Linked DNA regions of Homo sapiens: region 2 is linked to region 1. The links are chromatin contacts, found by Hi-C in ENCODE. All regions are on one chromosome and are shown on one strand. The core of a region is the stretch at or near the end of the contact, and the rest is flanking DNA. Distances in the headings are between cores, read along the strand shown. Region 1 holds the start of PRELID2 (PRELI domain containing 2). Region 2 holds the start of TCERG1 (transcription elongation regulator 1).

Evidence for each region. Hi-C counts contacts between places; a loop is a spot of excess contacts on that map. Pooled maps may share reads with other maps.
Region 2: a loop to region 1 is called in a map of cardiac septum, with 4 times the contacts of the local background. The contact joins the promoter of TCERG1 here to the promoter of PRELID2 in region 1. A Hi-C loop is called at or near these places in 1 of 168 maps with a recorded cell type or tissue (cardiac septum), 3 of 37 single-sample maps with no recorded cell type and 12 of 50 pooled maps.

The regions. Positions count from the first base shown.
Region 1 is chr5:145,834,092-145,840,539 of GRCh38, reverse strand. It overlaps PRELID2 (PRELI domain containing 2), which reads left to right and starts at 5,198. Exons shown (of 7, transcript NM_205846.3): 1 at 5,198-5,363. The coding sequence starts at 5,289. RefSeq lists a silencer at 4,887-5,006.
Region 2 is chr5:146,442,403-146,449,059 of GRCh38, reverse strand. TCERG1 (transcription elongation regulator 1) reads right to left here and starts at 1,727. Exons shown (of 23, transcript NM_001382548.1): 1 at 1,652-1,727. The coding sequence starts at 1,710. RefSeq lists a silencer at 1,359-1,438 and an enhancer at 1,357-2,064.

The DNA.
Region 1 (6,448 bases), core at 3,949-6,448:
GTACAAAGGATGTAGCTGAAGAGATGCATAGGGCAAGGTATAGGGGAAGAGGCATGGAGCTTCCATGCCCTCCCTGGATGCACCATCCTCCAGGAATCTCCATATGTTTGGCTAGCTGGGAGCTCTCTGAACCCTGTTCTTTTGGGTCTCTTAGCAAGACTCCATTGGATAGACATGATTGAAGATAACCAGGTAGAAATACGATTAGGCAAAAAAGGATATGATATAATACTAACAGACTGAGTCAGGAAACCTAGTAAGGCCCGCCTGTCTAGATTCTTCTTGGCCTTCCTGTGCAGCATTTCTTCCTGCAGGGTATGGGGTGGGACACTCTCTGGAATGAGAAATCAATCAGAAAAGCCAGGAAAGATTAGAGTCCTGCCTTGGGCAGGTGAAGGGAAGTCAGAAGAAGGTCGGAGAGAGAAAAGCCTGCTTCTGAGGCCTAAAGTGTCCCAATACTATAGCAAAAGACTGTAGCAAGGGCTATGGGAGTTATCAGCCAGGAACCATGAATCTATATTTATACGTGGAGGAGTGGAGTTTAGTGAGGAGTGGGAGTTGGGGAGGAAATTTTACATATATATATGTAAAATATCATACCTCTTAATTGGTCTCTTTCTTTGCTTTGCCTCCCCATAGTCACTTCTCCAAACTGTAAGTAGCCAGAATGATTCTGTTAAAATATACAGTTGAGATCATGTCTCTCCTCTGCTCAAAACTCTCAATGGCCTCCCATCTCATACAGATAAAGCCAACATCTTTACCATGGCCTGGAGGACCCTATGTGACCTAGATTCATGTTTTCTGACCTTATATCTCAGGAACTCTGCAACAGCCATACTGGCCTCCTTGTAGCTCTGAAATGTATCAGGAGAATGCCTGTTTCAGGTCTTGGAACCTGCCATTCCTTCTACGTGGAATGATCCTCCTCCAAATACGAGCATGACTTGCCCTCCTCTTCTTGCAACTTTTCTACTTTAATGTCATTTTCTCAGAGAGGTCTTCCTTAGCTCTTTTAAAAAATTTTAACACTGCTCCTCTCTCCCCTGCCCTGCCATCACTTCTCATCCTTCTTCTCCAGTTTTTGTCTCCTTAGTACCCACGCTTACTTATCATACATGATATTTTACATATTTGAATCTATTCTGATACTTTGCTTTGTTTTCCTTGCAAATTCTCATTCTGTACCCTGGTTTCAATAACTATATCCCTGTTCCCTGCCTTGGCTTGTGTCTCTAGCTCACATCTCAAATGTCAGGTTGCTGGATTTTAGAGACAGTCTTGGCCCACTCAGTTTCTGCCCCTGCATTTCAGTTTTTGTTGACGGAAAAACTGAGCTGCAGGGGCAGGAAGGATTTTGTTCAAGGTCATATTTTATATTAAGTACATTCGTGAGTTTATTCAACATATACTAGGTGCCAAGCATTTTACTAGGCACTGGATAGAGAGGAGTGAATAATATATGCAGTTCCTCCAGTCTTGAGAATGTCACAGTAACAGTGATTTATATATACAGATAATTATAAGACTGGATACAAAAAATCAGTGATAGAGAGATGGTCAGGATGGTCAGAAGAGGGAATTGAACCAACATGAAGAAGGTGAGAAAAGCAGAGAGACAGGGTCAGGGCTGGAGTTCTGTGTCACTTAAATCTTGCAGCATTTACAATCATTCATTCATTCATTCATTCAACCTAAATGTATTGGATGTCTACCATGTTTAAACTATTGTGCCTCCCTGTGAAGATACAAAAGGTATTTGATATCTTATGAAAGTTCTTTAGTAAGATATTTGGTATCTTAAAGACCAAATAAGGTCATGAACTTCTAAGGTTTGCCAGCAAATTTCCACCCTCAAGTCCCTGCCCAGTTAAGCCAACCAATTTCAAAGCGATGGAAATTTGTTTCACAGTTTCTTCTCGCTCCCTCAGAGGACCCAGCAAGTAAGATTACTGTTGTGCAAACTGGCTGTGATTCAGAGCTACAAGATAATAGGCTCATGTTGTCAAGTCTGGCACACGTTTCAGAAAGCCCCAACGTCCTTGGAATGGGCAGGTCACATTTGTTCTTACACAAGTCACTCAGCCAACCAGCCCCAAGTAGAGGTTGCAGGTGGTGGGGCCTTTAATCTTTCAGGACACACCATTGGCCTTTCATGGTTACTTAATCCGGAGATTAAGTCCTGCTTAAAGATACACTCTGGGAGAAACTGATGGTCAGAGTGGATTGAGGATACAGGGCCCAGGACCTACGCTAGCAGGGGGTTTGTATGTCACATCTGGTCTCCAGCTACTCTGGTAAAAGAGGCAGATACAAAATACCATAAACTCTGCAGGTAATTGATCTCTCCTTTGTGGACCTGTGTAGTCTCCCTGGAAGACTGCTTTTTGTTTTCCTGTAAGGAGGGATTGGTGATATAGTGGAGTGGCTTTTAAACATGCATCCAACACATGTAAGAGCATTTGCATCTCATTCTCCTCTCCACTCCTCCCTCTGTATTTCAAGGAAATGCTGCTTACAGGCTTAGTAAGGTGGGGATTAAGAATTAATTATTGGATTTAGCAATTTGGTCATTGGTGACCTTGACAACAGTCGTTTCGGTGAAGTGGTGGGGGCAAATACTGATTGGAATGGGCTCAAGAGATTACAGGCAGCTCTTTTGAGGAGCATCAGTGGACCAGAGACTCGGAATACAGCTGGAGGAAGATAGGGGGTTAAGAGTTGTTTTTTTTGTATTGTTTCTGTTTTTGTTTTTAGATGGAAGAAATTACAGTGTACTTGTTGTGCTGGCTGGAATGGCCCAGTAGAGACAAAAGCTGATGATACAGAAAGGAAGGGGGATATTGCTAGAGAGATGGCCTTGAACAAGAAAGAGGACAGGAACTTTTAGTGATGTACTAGAGCTGGCCATTCAACACAGCTATTATTAAAGTATATAAATTTACAATCACATATAAAAATTAATAAATATTTATTTATTTGAGATGGGTCTCACTCTGTGGCCCAGGCTGGAGTGCATGGCACGATCATAGTTCACTACAGCCTTGAACTTCCGGATTTAATAGAGCCTCTGGCCTTAGCCTCTCAAGTAGCTAGGACTACAGGTGTGCACTGCCACACCTGGCTAATTTTTTATTTTATTTTTTGTAGAGATGGGGTTTCACTATGTTGCCTACACTGGCCTCAAACTCTTGGCCTCAAGTGATCCTTCTGCCTTGGCCTCCCAAAGTGCTGAGGTTACAGGCATGAACCATAGGAGCCTGGCCAAAGAGTAATAAACATTGAAAACTCATCCCTTCCTGCTACATTTTCCATTATTTATGTTTTTGGTTCTTTATGGCTGTCGTATGTGGGTGGTGGAAATACTATGTGATGGTGTGCTTCTGTGCTTCCCTCCCCAACTCCCACTCCTCACTCAACTCCATGTTGCTAAATCCCCAACTTGTGTTTAGTGACATCGAGTTGGCATCTTTAAACATGGTAGGAGTATTTACACCACAGGAATCAGCAACCTTTGGAAATCAGGGCCTTGCTTGATTTATACTTTAAAGGACAGCTATTTGTTAAACATTTTTCAGTTCACCTCAGGATTCAGTGGACAAATGGAGACACTGGTGCTAAAACAAAGTGCTGACAGTTCACCCACAGGAACAAGAGTGAAGGCAAGGCATTTGGTCTGGTGGGTAGAGAGGTGGCAGAGCGATGTGACCTATTGACTAAGTGAAAATGGAAGTAAGGTAATGACTGGAGTATAAGGCTGGGAACAAAGGTGTCAGAGGTGTGGAGGAATGCGGGAGAGTAAGTGGATTAGAGAAATTCAGTACTCTCTTTTTTTTTTTTTTTTGAGATGGAGTCTTGCTCTTGTCGCCTAGGCTGGAGTGCAATGGGCGAGCTCTGCTCACTGCAACCTCCGTCTCCCGGGTTCAAGCGATTCTCCTGCCTCAGCCTCCGGAGTAGCTGGGACTACAGGCGCCCGCCATCACGCCTGGCTAATTTTTGTATTTTTAGTAGGGACAGGGTTTCACCATGTTGGCCAGGCTGGTCTGGAACTCCGGACCTCAGGCGATCCGCCCACCTTGGCCTCCCAAAGTGCTGGGATTACAGGCGTGAGTCACCGCACCCAGCCAGAAATACAGTACTTTCATAGTGTATTTGTCTGGCACCATTAAAAGGCGCCATAGGGTTAGTGGTTATGAACTTAAAAGATGCACAGTGGGTGTGTATTTTCCTTCAGCCCCTTCTGGTGGCTTGGGTAGAGACAGTCAGAGGAGACCTAGATTTACACAAGGCTAGGGTTTTGCCAGACCAGTGTGACTGCGTATGGCAGGGGCGAGCGAGATGGCAAAATCGTAAAAGTCATCACCTCAGAGACCCTCCATAATCACCCTCACTAAAATCATGTCCGCGCCCGTGTCACTTTAACCGATTATTGTTTTTATTTTCCCAGCTTGTTGATTGGGTGTGAAATCAGCCGGCTCATCAGCAGAGCTGGTGTTTCCTCCCTGCGGAATCCGCAGTGCCCACTACAGCGCTGGGGCATAGGAGGCCTCAGAACCGTGCTGAATACACGGATTAACGTGCTGGTTCTCCTAACATCTGTTGGTTGCAGTAAATAATAATACTCGCAACTCTTTTGTATCCTCTAGTTCCTTGCTCCGTGGTGTTTAACCTTAGCGAGCAAAGGAACTTACCTGCAGGTTTTGGTGCACTAAAACGCGGTTCTTATTCCCGAGGCAATCTTTACCTTACACGAGGCCCAAACCCAAGCCTCAGAGGCAGCTGCCTGGTGGCATGAGTAATGCTGGCCTTTGTCACACCAGGCCTTCCTTATTAATACTTTTTTCCCGTGCTGCCAACCACGGCTTATTCTGTGACTCCAGGCGGTGATACCATAAACGCATAAGCCCAAGGTCCAGGTTTCCTGGGGCGGGGCGTGATGGCTCCCAGGCAGAGAAGCTTTTCTCGGCAGGCGCGGCCGCGGGAGGGCACCAGGGCCGCTCTGGCGCCGCCAGCGTGGAGACCGCGGGGCCCCGGGTGCTCTGGGAGCGCTCCAGCGCCTCCCGCGCTCTGTAACCCCAGGCCCCGGACTCTGGCAGTAGGGGCGTGGGCGTGGCCGACTGCGCGTTTCTCCGAGTGGCCAATAAAGTTTCGAAAGTTTGAAAAGCGGAGGAAAAAGGCCACGCCCATGTGGCTGTCCGAGTGTGGGCGCCTCCGGGCCTCTGCGGAGCCCTGGGCAGCTCTGAGCTCGCGGAGGCGTGGCCGGTGCGCGGGGCCCGCGGCGCGCGGGGATGGGGGTCTCGGTGGATGTGCACCAGGTGTACAAGTACCCCTTCGAGCAGGTGGTCGCCAGCTTTCTCCGAAAGGTACCGCCCCGCTTCCACCTTCCGTATCCCGCGCTGCCTCCGCTGCTTGCCCCTCTCTCCTCTCCTTCATCCACGCGGAAGCTGGCACCGCCAGTGTCTCTTTCCAGCTGCGGGCTTTGCTTCAGGGATGTGTGGGTCGAGAGGGATTTCCTCGAAGACTCCCTTTACAGGGAGCGGGAAAAGGGGCCGTGCTTGGCATCACGTTCACACCTGCCCCAGCTGAAAGAAGAGGCTTTCCTTTTAGGAAGAGCCTCCGGGAATCCCAGCTCGTGAGCTCCGTGGAGTTGCAGATGACCGACGTGTGGAGCTTTCCGGTTCATCACTGACCCCTTAAAAGCGAGGGGAGGCCATTGGGCAGTCATCCTGGTTTACTCAGCATGATGGTTCTGCTGCCCCATCCGCTGCTCCTTATTAAACAGCTGTGGGACATCGTGCAGGTTGCTTACTCTCTTTGTGCCTTAGTTTGCTAATCTGTAAAATGGGGAAAATAATAGTACCGACTCATAGAGTTGTTGTGAGGATCCAAATGAGGTAACTTGTGTAAAGTGCTTAGCACAGTTGTGACCTAAATGAAGAAACTGAGGCAAAATCAATATAAAAAGAGAGTTCATTCGAGCCAAGTTTGAGGGCTGCATCCTGGGAGTGAAGGTGCCCTGAGTATACATTCTGATGAGCAGAAGTCGAAAGTGGGTTTTTAAAGGAGAATAAGAAGCACTTCCTAAGTTGTTTACCAAGAATTTATATTAAAATAACATAAACTATTGATTGTCTGTACATTGTTCTTTGTATCACAAATTCCAGGAACTTGAAGATAATGGGTAAGGCAGCTGGTCAGGAACAAAATGCCTTTAACCAGTTGCTCCCAGGAATGGGTTGGGTGAGGAGGGGACCACTAAAGTCCTATACTCTTGTCTCTCTGGGCTTGATTGATTTTGCATATTTCACTGTAACTCACACAATCTGCTCTGAGCTATTTTTCTTTTTCTCACTGCTACTGATGTTTAGTTAGGGCTCTAAAATGTTATTGTTGTTTGTATTACTACAACCGATTTCAATACAGATAATGAACTCTTCCTCAATACTGA
Region 2 (6,657 bases), core at 478-2,977, 610 kb before region 1:
GCAAGCAACTTCCAATCCAAGAGGCTACGGTATAAAATATTTGCAACAGGGCAAATTCATTTGCAAATTAAAGCTCTATTCAAATCAGTTGTGCAACAGTGTCTAGACTATTAATAAAGCCATTTGGATTTTTTTAAAGCTTTAGAAAGATACTTTCTAAAATGCAAAAGAATGTTCCCTAATAAATCCATCTGAAACTAGCTAAGTAACCTCCCTTTAAGATCGAAATCAGGAATAAACTTGGCATCGCTAATATTTAAAGATGCTGACAATTCACCTTGATCACTCATTAATACTGTATACATATGGAGTTTAAAGGATTTCAGATTCATCTCTGAAATAAAACAAAATTTCATTTCTGCCAAAGTGGAGATTTGTGTGTGCGACCATACAGAATCTGAAAGGCATTTTCCTCTTCTAAAACCTTGAATAACAATACCCATTTCCTTACACAATTTCATCTTAAGTTCAAGACAGTATCAACAGAGTCTTCATAATCTACCCTGCTCTTTTTCATTTTCAAACGTTGACAACAGCACAATTCAGAATGGGAGCTGAACATCTGAAATGCCATTTCTCCCATACAGAAAAAAACCAAAGTACCAAATACACATAAAGCATAATACCTCTTTTCCTCAAAAACCACTGACCAAAAGATTTCTCCAGGTCACTCTCATTTTACCAAATTTTAATTACAAACTCATAGACACTGAGGTTCCAGGGGAAAAAAAGGTCACTGCACTGTTCAAGGAAATGGCATGAGTAGTAGACGAATAGAACGCCAATTGGGATTGCAGGCTCTGAAACCTGACTGCCTGAGTTCAAGCCACTTCCTGGAGCCACAAATCCGCCTATGCAATCTTATTCTACTGACTCAACCTCCACGAGGCTGTTATCTCACCTGTAAGATGGGCGAGTAACAACTGAAGACCCCTCTGGTCTGTGGCCTGCAAAATGTTAATAGCAACTACTCCAAAGGGTGGTTGTGAGGATTAAATGAGACAAACCTAAGTAAAGGGTTTACTGGCACACGGTAAGTGCCTAATAAGGGGTTGCTACTGTTGTTGTTACTCACAACTACAGGATAATAAGGAATAAAGGGATGAAAAAAGGAAGAAAAGCCACAGAAGTTAAGAAAGGCAAGCAATGAGGGGGATGAAATGAAAGGGCAAACGTGGGGAGCCCAAAGAGCCGCGGAGGGCGTGGAGAAGGCTTAGCCAGAAGTGGCGAGGGGTACAGGGAAAGTAACTGCGGAGTGCAGAGACGTCGATGAGGAAAATCAGGCCCGCAGCGGAGCGCGGCCTGGGGACAGACTCAGGTCGGCCGAGACGGAGGCGACACGCGGCTGAGGCGGGGCCCAAAGGCGGGAGCACCGCGCCCGGCCAGAGGGCTGCAGGCCGCGAGAGGCGGCGAGGCCCCAAGAAAGCACTAGGAAGCAGCCAGGGAACGCGCAGGAGGCCCTGGCCCAGCCCGGGCCCGGCTCTCATTCAAGCCACCTTCCCCTTCCCCCTTCTTAAACCCCATGCGGTCCCGGCCCGGGCCGCCCGGCTCCGCTACCCACCGTCCGCCCCGGATCTCCACATGGCAGGTCTAGCGTCTAGCCTCTGGGGCTCTCGTGAGCAGAGATGTGAAGGAGGGCAGCGTTCCTTACCTGAGCTCCCCCGGGTTGAATCGTTCACTCTCGCCCCCGTCCCCGCCACGCTCCGCCATTACAGAGGGCCGCGTTCATCCACCCGCCGACCCGACGTCTCCTATTGGCTAGAAAAATCGTCAATCCCCAACGAGAGAGGCGGAGACAGCAGAAGTCTGAGATGCGGTTGGTCAAACTTTCCATCAATCTTCGAAATGGGGGCGATATGTTCTTTGCTATTGGGCAAGGCGCCCGCCGACTTTGAAAGCGGTATGAAGACAGCCAGTTGATTGGTGACTCGGGGGCTTTATGGGAAATGAGATTTTAGCAGTGAGGAACCGCCGGCGCCCTCTCGCGGTAAGCAGAACTAAGTCCTCCCAAGTTCGGCTCAGCCTGCGGTAGCCACGTGTCTGTCGGCTTCCAGGAGAGCCAATTGTGGAGCCATATTGGCCAGTAGTAGCTCAGGCGGAGAGCATTTCCACTGGGCAAGCCAATCAAAATCGACCTGGGCCGCGCCTAAACCGATTGCACAGTTGCTGTGGAAAGCCGCTATTTCCTAGCTTTACAGTAGCAGGAGTCTTAAGTCACCACTCAGCTCTATATCCATGTTATTAAATAATATATTATTAATTACAAGAATACCTCCCAAATTATACTAAACCGTTGCAAGCCAATAGGTGTTATAAGTTGCTGCATTAAGAAAGGTAAATTGGCGAAGGCAAGCCTCTTTGCAATTTACAGCTTAACCACGTCTCCCTCGATCTCAAAATGTGCTTGTCTGAAATTAGCACACCCAGAATACCAGACAATTCTGAATATTTATTTAGTTTTTCTAATTAACAAAAAAAAAAGTTTTGGATTTGGGGTTTCAAAGGCACAATGAAGATGAGCCCTTTTATTAAAGTCGTAAAAATATTAAAATAATACTAATAGATAAATTTTACTTGGACCTAACCATGTAGCAAACCCGGATCTAAGTATGTCAGGTACGTTAACTCTTTTAAGATTCAAAAATTGCTAGGAGGTGGGTAACATAGTCACTGTTTGTAGATGAGCTTGAGGCACAGAGAAGTTAAGTAACTTGCCCAAGGTCACACATCTACTAAATAGCAGAGCCTGGTCTTAACCCCAGTCAGCGTAGTAGCAAAGCAGCACTCTTAAATACTGTAAGCCTAAATAATTGGATCCACATAAAAACATGTGCACAAATGTTCACAGCAGCAATATTCATAATAGCCAAAAAGTATTGTAACAACCCAATGACCATCAGCTGATGCATGGTTAAGAAGCATGGTATAGGCCGGGCGCGGTGGCCCAAACCTGTAATCCCAGCACTTTGGGAGGCCTAGACGGGCGGATCACGAGGTCAGGAGATCAAGACCATCCTGGCTCACACGGTGAAACCCTGTCTCTACTAAAAACAAATAGCCCGGCGTGGTGGCGGGCGCCTGTAGTCCCAGCTACTCGGGAGGCTGTGGCAGGAGAATGGCGTGAACCCCGGAGGCAGAGCTTGCAGTGAGCAGAGATCGCGCCACTGCACTCCAGCCTGGGCAACAGAGCGAGACTCCGTCTCAAAAAAAAAAGAAACATGGTATAACTGTACAATGAAATATTGTTCAGACATAAAAAGCCACATACAAAAAGGCCGCCTGTTGTATGATTCCATTTACATGAAATATGATGAAATTGCATTGCATTTCAGGCAAATACATACAGACAGAAAGTAGAACAGTGGTTTCCAGGAGGTAGAGGGGAATGAGGAATTGGAAGTGACTGCTGATGGATATGGAATGTCTTTTTGGATGATAAAAATGTTCTGGAATTGGCGCTGATGGTTGCACAACTTTGTGAATATACTAAAACCCATTGAATTCTATACTATTTATTTATTTATTTACTTATTTTGAGAGGGAGTGTCACTCTGTCACCCAGGCTGGAGTGCAGTGGCATGATATCAGCTCACTGCAACCTCCGCCTCCCAGGCTCAAGCGATCCTCACACTTCAGCCTCCCAAGTAGCTCCCACAGGCCTCCGCCACCACATCCAGCTAATTTTTTATATTTTTGGTAAAGACGGGGTTTTGCCATGTTGGCCAGGCTGGTCTTGAACTCCTGAGCTGAAGTGATCTGCCCACCTTGGCCTCCCAAAGTGCTGGGATTACAGGTGTGAGCCACTGCATACAGCCAACTCGTATACTTTAAAAGGTGAATTTTATTGTATGTGAATTATATTTTAATTCAAAAACACCATTCTACACTGAATTCCAGTTAAATATTCAAAATCAATTAAATATGATAAATTGTGATAAAGGCTTCACACAGTTCTGAGCATGAGTAATTGGAGGAGAGCATGGTGAAAATTTTGTTAAAGATGTGACATTTGAGGCTGGGTGTGGTGCCACAGGCCTGTAATCCCAGCACTTTGGGAGGCCAAGGCGGGAGGACTGCTTGAGTTTAGGAGTTTGAAACCAGCCTGAGCAAAATGGTGAGACCTCACCACTACAAAAAATCAAAAATATTAGCCAGGCATTGTGGTGCATGACTGTGGTCCCAGCTACTTGACAGGCAGAGGTGGGAGGGCCGCTTGAGCCCACTTGAGTCGAGGCTACTGTGAGCTGTAATTGCAGCACCGCACTCCAGCGTGGGATACAGAGTGAGACACTGTCTTAAAAAAGAAAAAAAAAAAGGTGTGGCATTTGAACAAACTATAGTTTGACTAAAAGTTGGGAGTTAGATCCCTTTTTCAACATCAGTGTGTATCCCCAAGTTCTGGTCAATATTCTGAAAATAATACTGGTATAGATGGCTCATTACAAACTAATTCCTACTAAAAAAAGATTCAAAATAGAAAGCTTATAGAAAATAAGTCACTAGCATATATAAAAGATGAAAACAGGCCGGGCGCTGTGGCTCACGCCTGTAATTCCAGCACTTTGGGAGGCCGAGGCAGGTGGATCACCTGAGGATTTCGAGACCAGCGTGGCCAACATGGCAAAACCCCGTCTCTACTGAAAAAATACAAAAATTAGCTAGGCATGGTGGCACGTGCCTATAGTCCCAGCTACTTGGGAAGCTGAGGCAGGAGAATCGCTTAAACCTGGGAGGCAGAGGTTGCAGTGAGCTGAGATCTCGCCATTGCACTCCAGCCTGTGTGACAGAGTGAGACTTCATCTCAAATAAAAAATGAAAACAAACTGTCAGTTGAAGAAACTCCTTGCAGGTATTAAAAATTTTATTATCTGATAGTTTTTATTATGTTATTTTTATCTAAATATACTTTAAGATATTTATATTATAGTATAATCTTTTAAATAGATTAAGTATATACATATGTATATCTATCACATGTAATGATAATCATATGTGTATATATGTATATATTTCATTATTTCATTGCTATAGTGTATCCCCATAAAAATGTCCTTCAAATTCAGGTAGTTTGGCTCAATAGTTATTTATAACATATTGCAAATTTCTGACTTGAACTATGTCTACACAGCTTTTCTAGAGTGAACCATTTTATTGAATCAAAATGAAAAAGGAATTGAAGAGATTCAGTGCATCTTTTAAGAGACCAAATGGACTTTCCGATAGTCAAAGCTTGATAACTATTTGGATACTGATAATGTACACAACTATATAGAACAGAATAGCAAATACCATCCTTGCTTAATTGGTAACCATTGAATTATTGACCCCCCAAAATTAGCATATCAAGATGAAATGAAGAGAAAATGTTGGTTTCAGACAAATTAATTCATCAGGGCTTAGGTCCTGCTGTGAAGACACTCATCAGAATTGGCTCTTGAGAACTGGTTCCAATGCAGAATCAGGCTTTAAAAAAATAACTGCCATTTTTGAGCACCTATCTTAAATCCATAGGAGGTACATTACATACACTATTTCCAGTCCTTTCAACAGCCCTGCAAGGTGGATGTATTGTCCCCAATTTACAAATGAGGAAACTGAGGCTCAGACAGATGATAGGACTGATGCAAGGCGACATTCAGATAGCTGAAAAGAGGGGAAGCCAGAATTCAAACACGTGTGTGTCTAACACCAAAGCCAGTTAGAGACCACTCAATCCTGTGTCTCACCCAAATCACAATGTATCATTTCTTCCTCTTCCCTCTAGACTGTAAATGCTTTAAAAAGACTGTTTTCCTGGCTGAAGCCCCCAGCTCCTAATAACACACTTATTAACCCATAAACTGTGCAGCTATGTTATTCCTAACTGGAAATACTGGTCTTTGAAATATTTAAAGAGATCTCAGAAATAGAGAATCCCAGGCTGGATGCATCTGCTAGCTCCCTCACAGGCAGTATGGATAGAGGTTGCTAATGAGCTTCGGGGTAAATTAGGTCAGGATTCTAGTCCTGGCTCTATCAACTACTGGCTGTACAATCTTGAGCAAGTCACTTCTCACAGCTTCGACCTTTTTATTTGGAAAACAAAGAGTTGCCCTGAGATTTCATAAATGAACTATTTACCATGGCATAGGCAGCAACTAAAAATCATCAATAAGTAATATTTGTTTACAGAGTTTCTCTAGGGCTGCTATGGTCTGGATTCCTATGTTGAAATTCTTACCCACAAGGTGATTGTATTAGGATGCGAGGCCTTTGGGAGGTGACTAGGTCATGGGGGCAGAACCCTATGAATGTTACTAGAGCGCTTGTAAAAGAGGCCCAGGAGCAACCTCTCGCCCTCTTCTGCCACATGAGGTTAGAGTGAGAAGGTCGTCTGAGGAAGCTAGTTCTCACCTGACACCAAATCTGCTGGCACCTTGACCTTGGACTCTCCAGTCTCTAGAATGTGAGAAATAAATCTCTATTGTTTATGAACCACCCAGTCTATGGTATTTTGTTACAGCAGCCAGAATGGACTGAAAAACGGCATTTTGCTAGCCCGTGCTTTACTGACAAGGTCAAAATCAAGATAGGGTCCACCTTTTTGCATATATATAAGTGAGGACAATGAGATAGCCAAGAAACTAGAACTAAATAAACAATATTACTCCATGAATA